Linked DNA regions of Mus musculus: region 2 is linked to region 1. Evidence: chromatin contacts called from ENCODE POLR2A ChIA-PET data. All regions are on one chromosome and are shown on one strand. The core of a region is the stretch at or near the end of the contact, and the rest is flanking DNA. Distances in the headings are between cores, read along the strand shown.

Region 1 (6,469 bases), core at 2,302-4,801:
ACTTTGATCTTCTTGATTATCTGCTTTCACAGACCCTGCCCTGTCCCTGTGGCAGAAGTAAGCCTCTAAACGCAATAAGTCCCTGCTCACCTGATTGGCTATTTCTTCATCTGATTGATCATTTAATTCTCTGACTTTTAGTTTACTTATCGGCCTCTTCCTGAAGCTTTCCCTTGATGATAGTTGGTCTGGTGCTGTGTATACAAATGCTATATTCTGTACCCTAAGAGCTGGTTGCCCCCCAACAAGAGAATTCTCACATACATCAGCCTTTGCTTGCTCCCCAATTTCAAGTTAATTGGTTAATAAAAGGCTACAACCTGTGATGGGCAGACAGAGAGGGAAAGGCAGGACTTGATGATCTAGTGAGAGGTTTCAGGAGAGACCAGGGGAAGGAGAAAGGAAAAGAGGGAGGGAGGAGAAGGTCACCTCGAGGCTGGATGAATCTTGAGCACAACAAGGAGAAATGGACCCTGAGAATAACCCAGGCAAGAACAAAATAGCAAGTGACAAGGGACATGTGGCTGGAACATAAATTATAATAGTTCCAAACTTGTCCAATTTAGGTTTACAGCTTGAAAATAAAATACCAGGATTTTGTATCTTTTATACTGGCTAGCTAGAATATGTAATTCACTTTACATTCCCTGACGAATTCCAGGCTGAACCTGTAACACTCTTGACTGGATTATAACGCTTTTTATGAGCACCTTCTTATTCTTTCTTTTATTTATAATATTTCTGCATTATTTATCTAGTGCTTACTAGAACACACACACAGTGAGTTTAACACTCCAACAATTCAACAGAAGTTTCACATCATGTAATACTTTCTATTCTTTAATGTACACAGGAACATGCACACGTGTACATACACACACACACACACACACACAGATGTATCTGCGGGTATGCATACATATATGTGCATGTGTATAGAAGCCAGAAGTTAAAGTTGGGTATTATTATCTGGACTGCCATCTCTTTTGAGACAAGGTCTCTCATTGGTCTAGAGTTCATCAATTATGTTAGATTGGTTGCCAACAAGCTCCAAGGGCCAGCTAGTCTCTGCCTCCTTAATACTTGGCTTTGGCTTTTTTTTTTTTTCTTGGTCAAGATTTTGTATGTGTGTGTCTGTCTGTCTGTCTCTGTGTATGGTGGGCATTGTGCACATATATGTGGGTGCCTGTGAAGCCAGAACTATTAGATCTCCTGGAACTGGAGTTATACGAGGTCACGGGCCACTTGACATGGGTGCTGGGAACCAAACTCTGGTTCTCTGGAAGAGCAGACTTAGCTTTTAACTGCTAAACCATTTTCCCCACCCCTCTGCCTGTTATGGTAGGGGAGAGCAAGCTCGGGTTAAACCCACTGGACTGTTTCCCCAGCCCTGAAGGTTATTGTCTTTAAAGCTGTCACCCTGAGGAACACAGCTACAGCCACTTCTGGAGCTGTGCCTCAGGGGTGAGCACCTTTACTCTCTTTTGTATGCATGTTGGTTGTGAGAAATCTGATCTTTGTAGGTCAATTTAAAGTTTGTATCGGCAACTCACGATTTACCCTCTTACGTGAGTAGAGATTAGACTGGTAACACCATGGGTGAACAAATGAAAGTTAATGTTATTACTCTTCTTTAAACACATGGCACAAGCAGAAATTGCCTAGTGATTTTCACTAACTATACTATTTTTAAATTTAAATTTGGTTTTATTTTATGTGTATGGGAGCTTTGCCTGCGTGTATCTCTGTCCATCATGTGCATGCCTGGTGCCTGTGGAGCCCAGGAGAGGGAAGTGGATCCCTTGGAACTGGAGTTGCGGATAGACGTGAAGCACCATGTGGGATGTGGGTGCTGGGGATTGAACCCAGGTTCTCTACAAGAACAGCAACCACTGAGCTATCTCTCTAGTCCTCAATTATGCTACTTTTTGAAAAGAGCTTCTAGGGTCCCAATGTGACCGTTTGCAGTAAGTACTAGCTTCTCTTTCCCAAGGTAATGTATATGTGTATGTGGTATATTATTATTTGTGTTTGGTATAAGGTATATGTGTGTGACATATGCTGTATGTGTGTGATATATGGTATATATGTATGATATATGCTGTATATGTGTATGTATATATTCATGTGTGTGGAGGTCAGAGGACATCAGATATCCTGTTCTATTACTCTCTAACTTATTCCCTGGTTGGGGGGGGGGGGATCTCTTACTGAACCTGGAACTGGGCTACCTGCTAATTAGCCCCAGAGATTCATTTAACTCTACTCCCTACAGCTGTTTGAGGCATGTGCATAGTCAAACCTGGCTTTCACTGTGAGTGTTGGAGATTTGAACTCAGGTCCCCGTGCTTGCACAGCAAGCACTCTTTCCCGCTGATCCATTTCCTCAGACTCTATAGTGCTTATTAAACTGCAGTTTTAATGTTCACACCCATTTGCACTTGCTGAACGGTATTCTGCATTCTAGGTCACCATCTACTAATTGATAGGCACTAGTGATGAAGGCCATGATCCTGGGCCATAAAGACTTCCCCGTGTAGTCAAGACAGAAATACAAACAGTCCTGTGTTACTTATGCAATTCCTCGTAGTTGCCAATTTCGTTCTACAAATGCATTTATTCCTAAGACAGATCACACCCTCCACTCTCCCACTTTGGAAATTGTTAGTGTAATAGCTTTATCTTTTAAAAACTATGCACACAAACGTCCATACAATGTTCAGTGTTGTTTGGAAACATTTATATGTAAATGGCATTCTTAGAGTCTCGCTCTGCGATTCGTGTTTTCATCATCATTTTGGTTTTACGGCTGACGTATATGAAGATGGTATTTTCAATTGTATTGCACTTATAATTATGCATTATTCATCTAGTCCCTAAGGGTGGGGCATTTAGGTTACTCTTCACTCGCAGCTATTAATAGGTTATAAAGAGTATTCCTGGTTCTTCTTTCTATTTTCTACACCTTTGACTAGAGTTTCAAGCTCCTGCTGTCTCTTGAAAGCCTCCCCTAAATTCTTCTAGACCCTAGAGCGGACGATTCCAGTGTCCCAAGCACCTTGCTACACGAAGTTCACTAAAAGAACCAAGGATGGGTGGGTGGATGGACGGATGAATGAACGAAATGCCCAGAGCATCTTAAGGAATGTCCTCTTAAGAGTACTTTGGCGCCTTTGCCCTCTGCCTTCCGTTGACAGTCTCGTTTTTGCTCTCCCTCATTCCTCTAACCAGCCAAGAAGTGTGTGGGTGGGTGTGTGGGGCATGAGGTCTGCCTCTCTCTACAAGTTCAGGACCCGGGTAAACCCTAGTGTTTGATGTTGGGCGCTTCAGCCGCCCCCCTTTCCGAGCTCATGGGCGGGCTCGGCGGTCGAGCGGGCGGAGTACGGGGTGCTGCTCACTCAGATCCCTCCGCGCGCAGAGGACCGGCGCTTCTTTCTGCGGGAAACCCCTGGGCGCGCGGCGGCGACGGGGGCGGAGCCTCGCGGTGGGAGGAGGCCGAGGCGGAAGGACACGCGGGCCGCCCAGCCGCGCGGCGCAGCCAGAAACTTTCAGCCAAACTTCGGGCGGCGGCCTGGCTGCGCGGAGTGCAGGGGCGGCGCAGCGGGAGCTCCAGGACTCAGCGAGCCGCGGGGGCAGGGTAGAGCACGCGAGAGCCGGGCTCCTGGTCGGGACCCGCTCCCCATGCGGATCTGCTCTGGCTGCGGCCCCGAAGATGCCCGCTCTGCGTCCCGCCGCGCTGCGGGCGCTGCTGTGGCTCTGGCTGTGCGGCGCGGGCCCCGCGCACGGTGAGTACCGGGCGCCCGGGAGACCATCCCTCTCTGTCTCTGCGCTACGGGGACTGCGTCTTCCAAACTGCCTCGTCCGGGCCTCGAGTCTTGGCAACGCGTAGCGTCCCGGGTTCCGCGTTAGCGGGGTCTCGGGCGAGCAGCTCGCGGGCCGAGGTGCGAGTGTGGTCGGGAGGGCGGCGGGGGCTTGCGGCGTTCCCAGCTTTTGACACCCGGATCGGTCGGTTTGTCCGGAGGAGGAGTTGGGCGTGGGGCTTAGGTCTTGGATAGGTGGAGGCAGCAGTGGGGGAACTGGTGTGGCAGCGTGCTGAGCCACATGATTGAAAATCTCAACTGCTGTTATTCTTTCCGAGGCGCGGAGCTCTGCTGCGGTTCCAGTGTGCGTCCAGCCCCAGGAATGTGGTGTGACGATCCCCAACTCCTCCAACCTGGCAGCAGCTTGCTGCTCTTTTGGCACCGTTGGGGGTGGGGCAGGGGCAGGCGAGGAAAAGTGGAGACGTTGCTTGATCCGAAGTGCTTGCTTAGAAAGGCTTGTTATGGTGGGATATTCCGTGCCCCCTCGCTAACTTGGTGGGAGCCAGGAAAGGAAATCGGATCATATTTTACCCACTCCACCCACATCTTTAGATTTTACATTTCTTTGGAATGTTGTATGGAAAGAACTTCGGCTTTGGAGTCCAGCTCTGTAATCCTGGATTCAAATCTTCTGTATTAACTCACCAATAAAATGGGGATGAAATTACCCAGCTAATAGGATTAATTAAAAGAATGTATATTAAACCCGTAGCACTTAAAAGATGTTCAGAAAAGTTGTTTCAGGGCAGGAGCAGCGGTTTGGTCTGTGCTTCCAATGGGGCTATGTCTTGTACTGGTTTGAAGTCTGTGCTTCCAGTGGGGCTATGTCTTGTACTGGTTCGAAGTCTGTGCTTCCAGTGGGGCTATGTCTTGTACTGGTTTGAAGTCTGTGCTTCCAGTGGGGCTATGTCTTGTACTGGTTTGAAGTCTGTGCTTCCAGTGGGGCTATGTCTTGTACTGGTTTGTTGAACTGGTAGGGTCCCCCTTTACTCAAGAACAATTAACTTTTACCAGAAAAACTCTAGTACATTTCCTCAGAGAAGGGATGAGTTTCAGAAAAGTATGGTCTTTGTTCATTGTAACAGGCAGCTGACATGCCAATCGCAGATGCTTTGAGGAAGACTCGATTATTTATCACCTGCAAACAGTGCTGGGCTGTCCAGCATCAACCAGATACTTTCTGGAAAATTAGAATGTCATACATTGCTGGGTCTGTAGGTTTTCAGAAGTGGACCAGGATTGAATTCAGGATTGAATGGTTCCCGAAAGTTTTCCTCAAAACTCAACGATGGCATTCTTGCCTTGCCCCTTTTCTTTGAGTGAAGCTGTTAGCCCTCAGTGTAGACTTAGTGTAAAGAGCTGTATGATTAGTGTGGTTTTTTTTCTGAGGATGAAAGTGCTTGGTCCCCCACGACTTGTTTTACATAGTAAAGTAACTTTAGTCTTCATGACCTGTGTCTTTTCCCATATGGAATAGGATTCAAAGCCTAACTATTTTTCTCTTGAGTACTTCGGGGACTAGTACGTAAAGTGACTCACAAGTGCTAACGCTGGCAACAGAGATGGGATGAGGCTGGCACACGGGCTTTCTCCCATGTTGAACCCCAGTGCGCTGAACTGATGCCCCCACTTCTGCTAATGCAGGCCCTCGCTGTCACCGATATCGGTTGGGGCGTCACACTGAGTGTCAGTCCAGCTCAAATGTAGGCATTTTGGGTTTTGGACAGGTGTTCTTTAGATGCTAAACTATTCTCATGAAAGAGATTAAAGAGCTAGTTGTTGTTGCAAATCTTAAATCTTCCCAGGGTCTAGCAGGGAAGCTTCCTAATCTATTATGGTGTATTTGCCAAGGTACCAATTATAACTCTCCCTCCCTAAGTTTTGAGTGTTCCCGTGTTTGGCTCGTGGCCAGTTGTTAATTTGAACATCACTGGTTCCTAAGGCAAGGAGCTGTCAACCCATCTGTGTGAGCTTCTGAACAATTCTCTGGACCACCCCTTACTCCCCTTACTTCTGGCTTGCTTTTGGCTCTGCGGTGGGAGTGACTCCCTGGTTTTGCTGTCACCTAGACACTTTCTCAGTTGAATCCCTACTATAAAAAGAACAAGTTTTTTTTTTTTTTCCTTTAGGGTGGAGATAAAATTCACCCTATAACTATTTCCCGTTTTTCTTTCTTGGAGGGAGGGGGGAGTGGTTGGTTGCAGAATCTCTTGTTTTATGGTGTTTGGCATCTCTTTTCTGCCTCCTCTGTGGATTTGTGTTGCCCAGAAGGGCAGCCTTGGCTCACCTGGCCTGTCACTGATTTCAGGACCTTTAAAGAATGTTTAAGCGCAGTGGGATATGCTTGGATGCTTGAGAGAAACCTTATAATACATTTTAAAAATATCACACCCACAGAAATTTTATTTTGCCCACAGAATTTGCATTGATGTAGTTCCCACTCTTCCATTCCTGGTGACCCTCCTCCCTGCCCCTTCCATGTCCTGGCTGCAGCAGACCTCCACTCAGCACCCTGGTGTCCTGACACAGGAGGCCTGAGAATCTGTATTATTATTTTTTTTAAATAAGGCTTACAAAAGATTTTGACAAATTGACCGAGTGGGACAATC
Region 2 (6,469 bases), core at 1,922-4,421, 110 kb before region 1:
GTGTGTATGGGTGTGTAACATGCTGAGCTGAGTGAGTACACAACTGTCCTGCTCGCTTTGATGGCACCTGGAAATATCTGTCATTGCTCTAATCAAGTCTTTCCCAGTAGCAGTTTAATATATTATTAATTTAATTTGGGTATGTGCATTGTTCAATTGCTTGGTATGTTTCAAGAATTTTCTAGCACGGCTAGCTGTGAGTCAGTCCCCTGCCTGTCCTCATTCCCACTGCCAAGGGTCTAGAATTTGACTCATTTCATAACATTGTGTGTTGTCAGGTTTTAGGCAGGTGAAGGATAAACATGAACTTCAGCAATTTGAATATTCTCTCTCTCTCTCCCTCTCTCTCTCTCTCTCTCTCTCTCATTTTTTTTCATTCAATGTAAAATAGTCAAGGAGGGCCTTCCCTGGATCTAGCACAGAGCTGCTCATCATTACATGGTGGTGTGTTGCTCAAAGGGTCAAAGACCAAGAGCTTGAAATCACTAACAGATGTGAACAGGATAATGTGCATCGAGTTGGAAGCAAAAGTGACTCAGATTCCAGAGTTCCTAAGGTCTGAGGCGCTGATCAGATATGGTACTAGCTTTTCCCGGTTGCCCATTGAGCAACCTGAGAAGACCACACCTTCCCTTGAAATAACAATTCCAATGCCTGAGGGCACAAGAATCATGCTGTATGTTTAAAAGGAAAACCTAGGGGTGCAAGAAATGGTTGGTAGAGGGCTGGAGATGTAGCTCAGTGGATGAGTGTCTGCCTGGCTTGTGTAAGGCCTGGGTTGGCTCCTCAGCACTGGGCATGGGGTGGGGTGGGGCAGGACTTGACCCAATAAAGAAATTTTGTAACTAAAATGAACCCCAAGAAGCCTAATCAAGAGGAGTGGAATTTATCATAAAGAAACAATGATAAATGGCAAACGTTCATGAAAAGACCATAACTAACCTACTGTTTTCTGTGCTAACATAAAAATTACAAAATCTTAAAAACCATTTAAAACAAGCAATGGCATCTGAGAAACACTCAGGCAACGAGCACATAGGCCTTGGAGAAAGCTGAGAGCACAAACTGAAACAAACCTGAGAGGCAGCTTCTCTGAACACGCCTCCTACTGTATCCATAGGCTTTCCACCTGCACCCGAGCTCCCTGAAATAACGACACTGAGACTAAAATTATCTATGAATAATTATTCATAAATACTGCCCAGGCCAAAAGCTTTGGCTAACTTCTGTTAGCTCATAGGTCAATCAGCCCACTTATTCTAGTCTAAGTTCTGCCACGTGGTTAATTATCTCTACATCAGCATTCAGGCAAATCTCTTCCCTCACCTCATTTTATCCTAGAAATCTCTCTCCCCACTGGAACTCCTATTTCCTGCCTCAGCCAACAGCCAACAGTATTTTATTGGCAGGTGATGCTTCCACAAGAGAGTCTCTCTACATTCTATGCTTTGCTCTCTCTGTTCCCCGGACCCACATGGTGTAGCCTTATTGCCAATATTTATGCCATTATCCCCTATTACTAAAATTATTCTATCGGATCAAGGACAATCATTTGAGATCATGGTAGAAGACATATCTTTGTTGAGTGGAAGAAAGAAGTTAAAGATCGTGGTATCTGTAGACTATTCTAAATGTATTATGATTCTACCAAATAAGGCATTATACACTCCAAAATTGATTTCCACTCCACATTGGCTCAGGTTGCCAAATGACAGGTGTGAGCTGTGGCAAGCAAGGGAGGATGTGATTGTAAATACAAGGCCAGCATAGGTGAGTTCTAGGCCAACCAGAGCTGCATAGCAAGACACTGTCTGGAGGGGGGAATTATATATGAAAGAGGAGAGATAATATGAGAGAATGCTTATTAATCAGTAGCTAGAGCTGAACTTGAGCTCAAAGCCTGTTTACATCACTTCTAACTACATGACCTGCTTGGAAAAATCTTTGCAGTCTTCCCCAAGTATAAAGTGAGAGCCTTCAGCTAACAAATTTCACAGAGTTGTTTAGTTAAATGTTCAGATAATCATAAGACACTAAGTATTTAGCAAAGAATAGTTATTACTAATGTAATAAGTATATTTGTATAATTCCTTTCTTTCTTTCTTCCTTTCTTTCTCTCTCTCTCTCTCTCTCTCTCTCTCTCTCTCTCTCTCTCTCCCTCCCTCCCTCCCTCCCTTCCTTCCTTCCTTCCTTTTCTAAGTTTACAAAACCCCTGTACCTCCACGTTCTTCTCATTTAATATTTACAAAAACCCTCTTGAGGCCAAGAATATCCCTATCTCATTGATGAGGACACCAAAGAAGAGAGAGATGAGAACTCTTCCTTAACGGTGATTATCTAGAGGTTGCTTCAAAAGCAAGTGAAAACCAAATTACTGGAAAGCCTGGTAAGATTCCCCTTTCTATACCATGATAGAGGCAGCCAAGAACCTAGATTTGGGGAGGCTAATGATGTATGTGATCCCCCTGTACTTCTTCATTTATTAATATATGCATATATATACATATATATATGAATAAATATATATAATACTAAATATTGCTGATCTCTTTTTAAAAGTTTCATGTGTGGGGGTGGCTTACTTCCGCTCCTGCCTGTGCAGCACGTGCATGGAAAGGTTGGAGAGGCCAGAAGAAGGTGTCAGATTCCCCTGGAACTGGAGTTACTGATGGTTGTAAACCAGCATGCGGGTGCTGAGTTGAACTCCGGTCCTCTGAAAGAACAGCCAGAGTTCTTGATCCCTGGGGCGGTCTCTCCAGCTCCTATTTGCCAATCTCTTACCACAAACTGTTTAAGAACTTTGTGACAGTATAAACACCCAGGCCAGAAAAACCCTCAAGAAACGAATCTCTGCTGAGACATACACAGATTATAAAATATTATACATAAAATGCTCTGTAAAAAAAATCTGAAAATACATAGCTTTACAGTTGCTTCATACTCCATTCGTCTAAAAAGTTCGCTCTCAGTCACCTTTCAAGCCCTACTAAGCTTGAGCGCCACTCCTCTTGCAGAGACACCACTTAGTGGAAACAAAAATTCACAAATGTGGGCGGGACTTGGTCGGAGGAATGACTGCGGAACTAAAGTTCCCGGTGGTTGTGGTTCTCGGTGGGAAGCCAATTGAAAGGACCGGTAGTGGAAAGCTCTGAAGTCGTTTCCGGCCACCTCAGCGGGAAGCGGAGACGCCAGCGGCTAGCTGTTGGGGACCTCAGCCGGAGGTGTAACTGGCCGCCGCCGGAGAAGAAGGGACAGTGACTGAGGCGGCCTGGTCTCCGTAGCCAGGGAAGATGGTGCTGCTGACGATGATCGCCCGTGTGGCGGACGGCCTTCCGCTGGCCGCCTCGATGCAGGAGGACGAGCAGGTAAGCTGCTGCCGGAGCCCCGAGCTCGCCCTGCTCCCGGCTAGTGAGACCCTAGCGACCTCACAGACTCCTTCCCCCTCTTCTCGAGAGCTCTTTTACCGTTTGCTCGTGAAAAGACTACCTGTGAGAAGAAATCCTTGTGGAAGGAGTTAGAGTTATGGTGGTAACTGTTCCTCTCTACACAGAAGCCCCGGAGAAAGCTTATCCAGGTTTAATTTGATCACCCAGTTTGTGATGACTTTTTAGGGACCTTCTTAGAATTTAGGACTTTTCTTTTGGGCTGCTGTTAAGGCTGCTGACTAATATATCTGGGGAAGACCAACCCTTGGTTTCTTCACCTCGCTTTCCTGTAGCTCTTGATCCTTGACCTAGCTCGATGACATATTTTGATAGAGGATGAGGTAATATTGCCACTTACAAAGTTGTCAAGGTTCAGTAAAGTGCCTACTTTCACGGCTATGCCTGATTTTCTCCTGCTCTCATAAAGTATATTATTCAGATGAGCCCAAGAATATGATCCGGACAAAGGAGATTGGGGGCTGGGAGTCTTAGAGAACACTTCCTTTGAAAAATATTTTCCCCGTGAGGGGTATCAGTGGGGTAGAGATGGGCAGAATCTGATCAGTTGCACTGAAGTCTAATGGAGGAGAGGGACCAAAGTGGGTCTGAAATGCTACTCAATATCAGTGGGCCCCTACTCTCTGCTTTGAAATTTTTCTGAAAAAAATTCATGGATTCTTTCTTAATTTTAAACTTGGTATTTATTTGATATTGGTCTGCCAATATTGGTTTGTTTCATTGATGAGAAGTTCTCCACAGAAGTGTTTTGTTTTGTTTTTCTGGTTGTGATTTATCATTTCCCTTTATTAATTTTGATTTTAAATAATAAGCCTTTCTGAACCTTCAATGTCTGCAGAAGCATCGGTCTCAGACTCTTGTTTTACCATCATGATAGTAGACAGAACGTCACACACAGCCTCATATAGAACAGCACTGTCCTGAGAGTGCTAGGGGTGCTATTTCTCTGGCCCTCCTCATACCACCCATGTCAGAGTGTGTGCTCTTATTGCCCTTCACAGGGGCTCTTAGGCTTAAAGTCACACTGCTAACAAGTAGGGTAATGGAATGTGCCCAGGGTTGTTGGTGGTGCTGGTGCTGGTATGGTGCTTTGCTTTGCTTTGGGGGTTGGTCTGTTTTTATCAGGGACTGTTCCCATTTGGAGCTGGTTGATACTTTGTTGGGAGAGACTGTCCTGTGCCTTGTAGGGCGTCTATCCTTGGCCTCTACTTCCAGACGGCAGTAGCAAAAGTTCCTTTAGGGACAAAATCAGGCCTGGTTGAGAATTGCCAGTTTCAGTAATCAGTATTTTATTAAGTAAGCTATTGTTTTTAAAATCAGTATCAGTTTGGCTCTAGACCAGAACCTTCGTTCCTAATCATTATTCTGTACTGTCTTGTTTAAGACTTTTCAACCACGTAGTCACTTCTTACTAATGGAGAAATAACTTTTTTTTTTAGAAAATTGGGACAATTTCTAGATAGAGCTTGCCTTGAACTGACCCCACTGTCTTAGCCTTTTGAATGCTAGAGTTACAGGTGTAGACCACCACACCAAACTCAGAAATTGCATTTAAGACATAGATTATCTTGACCAAATAGTCGTATATTAAGTACTCTAATTGTCTAAGCCAAAGTAATGCATATACTTTTAACTATTTGTACTGATACAACTTGAGTTATTTTTAGATATTTACTAGGAGCCAGCCCCTGTGTAAGCTCTTAACTGCCTTATTACTGAAGATGACTGGTATTCAGCTAAGACAGGAAGGAGAGTAACATTCACATATAATATAGACAGTGTTTTATACAGTGTTGACTGCTTACCTAGTAATTTAGGCTTAGGACAGGTAGAGAAACAACCTTCTCTTTGAAATCCCAGACTTGCTAACTGATAATCTTGTCCCTTTCCTACTCTTTCTTTTCTTTTTTTCTTTTCCCTATAATGACGTTTTTCCTTTGCACTTTCTTCTATCTACCTCTCTGTTCTGTCTGAAAAGTATTGTATTTGCGCTGTGCAGCCGAGCCGCCTTGCACCCTTATCACGTCAGGGCGGTTACTATAATTCCCTGTAGAGGAAAATGGCTGCCTCTTGATTCTTGGTCCAACTGGCCTTTGACCGGCTGAGTCCATCAAGGATTTATCAATGATAAGACCTAGCTAAACATTCTTGGAAAATGCTAGTGATCTTTGGCAATATTGAGGTAAGAAGTGGGCAATAATGGAAAGGGGACTCTGATGCACCTTCATGAGGTCATCCATCATCCATGATGTCCATGATGGGGTGGAACTTGGCTGTCTAATCTCTCACCCGTGCCTGTTAAGTAAACTTGGTATACTCATTGGTTTGTAAAACAAAAACAAAACTGAAACATTCTTAGAAAGGTGAAGGGTGATATTTGATAGCACTAGTTGTCCACTAGGCCTAGGCAAGATGGGAAAAGTCCTGAGGTTCTGAGGAAAGCATTGTCTTGTACCTTTTGTAATATAGAGGTGGATAATCTTGTTTGCCTCATGGCCAATCCAGCTGTTCTCCCTCTCTTCGTTATTGGATCACTAACATATCCTGTGGAGTGGACCGAGGTTTGCTCTCTGTGTGAAGTGGAAAGCACAAGCAGGGCATCTAAGTATTTTTGCTGAGCTAAGGGACTGTGAGCCCTTTGTGACTTTGACATTGAAAGCTGTGTCTGTCTGTAAAGCACTGGTTAGGTTGTTTTTGTCGGATCTTCCTTAGTTCTCACACAGCTCCGTGAGCTTTTCCTGTGAATTACATGATTGACAAGACTTTGTTTAGAAGGTGGATCTACTGTTGAAACACTTTTAATCATGGAAGTGGAATGTCACAGTGCTTGAAGAGGGGCTATATGTGGTCAGATTATCTAGGCCAAATCCTAGCTCTTCCCTTTCTAGCCCCATAGTGTCCTTGGCAAAATTTGGTTTCTAAAATAGAATATTGGCATAATAATTCTAAGCACCTCCTAGAGTAAGTATAATGATTGTGAGCTAAAGTATGTAAAGTGTTGAAATTAGTCCCTGCACAGAAAATGA

The links. ChIA-PET counts read pairs that join two places held with the same protein, here RNA polymerase II (POLR2A).
Region 2: POLR2A ChIA-PET joins it to region 1 with 18 read pairs in Patski. The contact joins the promoter of Sec22b here to the promoter of Notch2 in region 1. POLR2A ChIA-PET finds 5 or more read pairs at or near these places in 2 of 5 experiments (Patski and embryonic stem cell).

What each region holds. Positions count from the first base shown.
Region 1 is chr3:98,009,987-98,016,455 of GRCm38, forward strand. It overlaps Notch2 (notch 2), which reads left to right and starts at 3,552. Exons shown (of 34, transcript NM_010928.2): 1 at 3,552-3,785. The coding sequence starts at 3,713.
Region 2 is chr3:97,898,056-97,904,524 of GRCm38, forward strand. It overlaps Sec22b (SEC22 homolog B, vesicle trafficking protein), which reads left to right and starts at 3,172. Exons shown (of 5, transcript NM_011342.4): 1 at 3,172-3,365. The coding sequence starts at 3,291.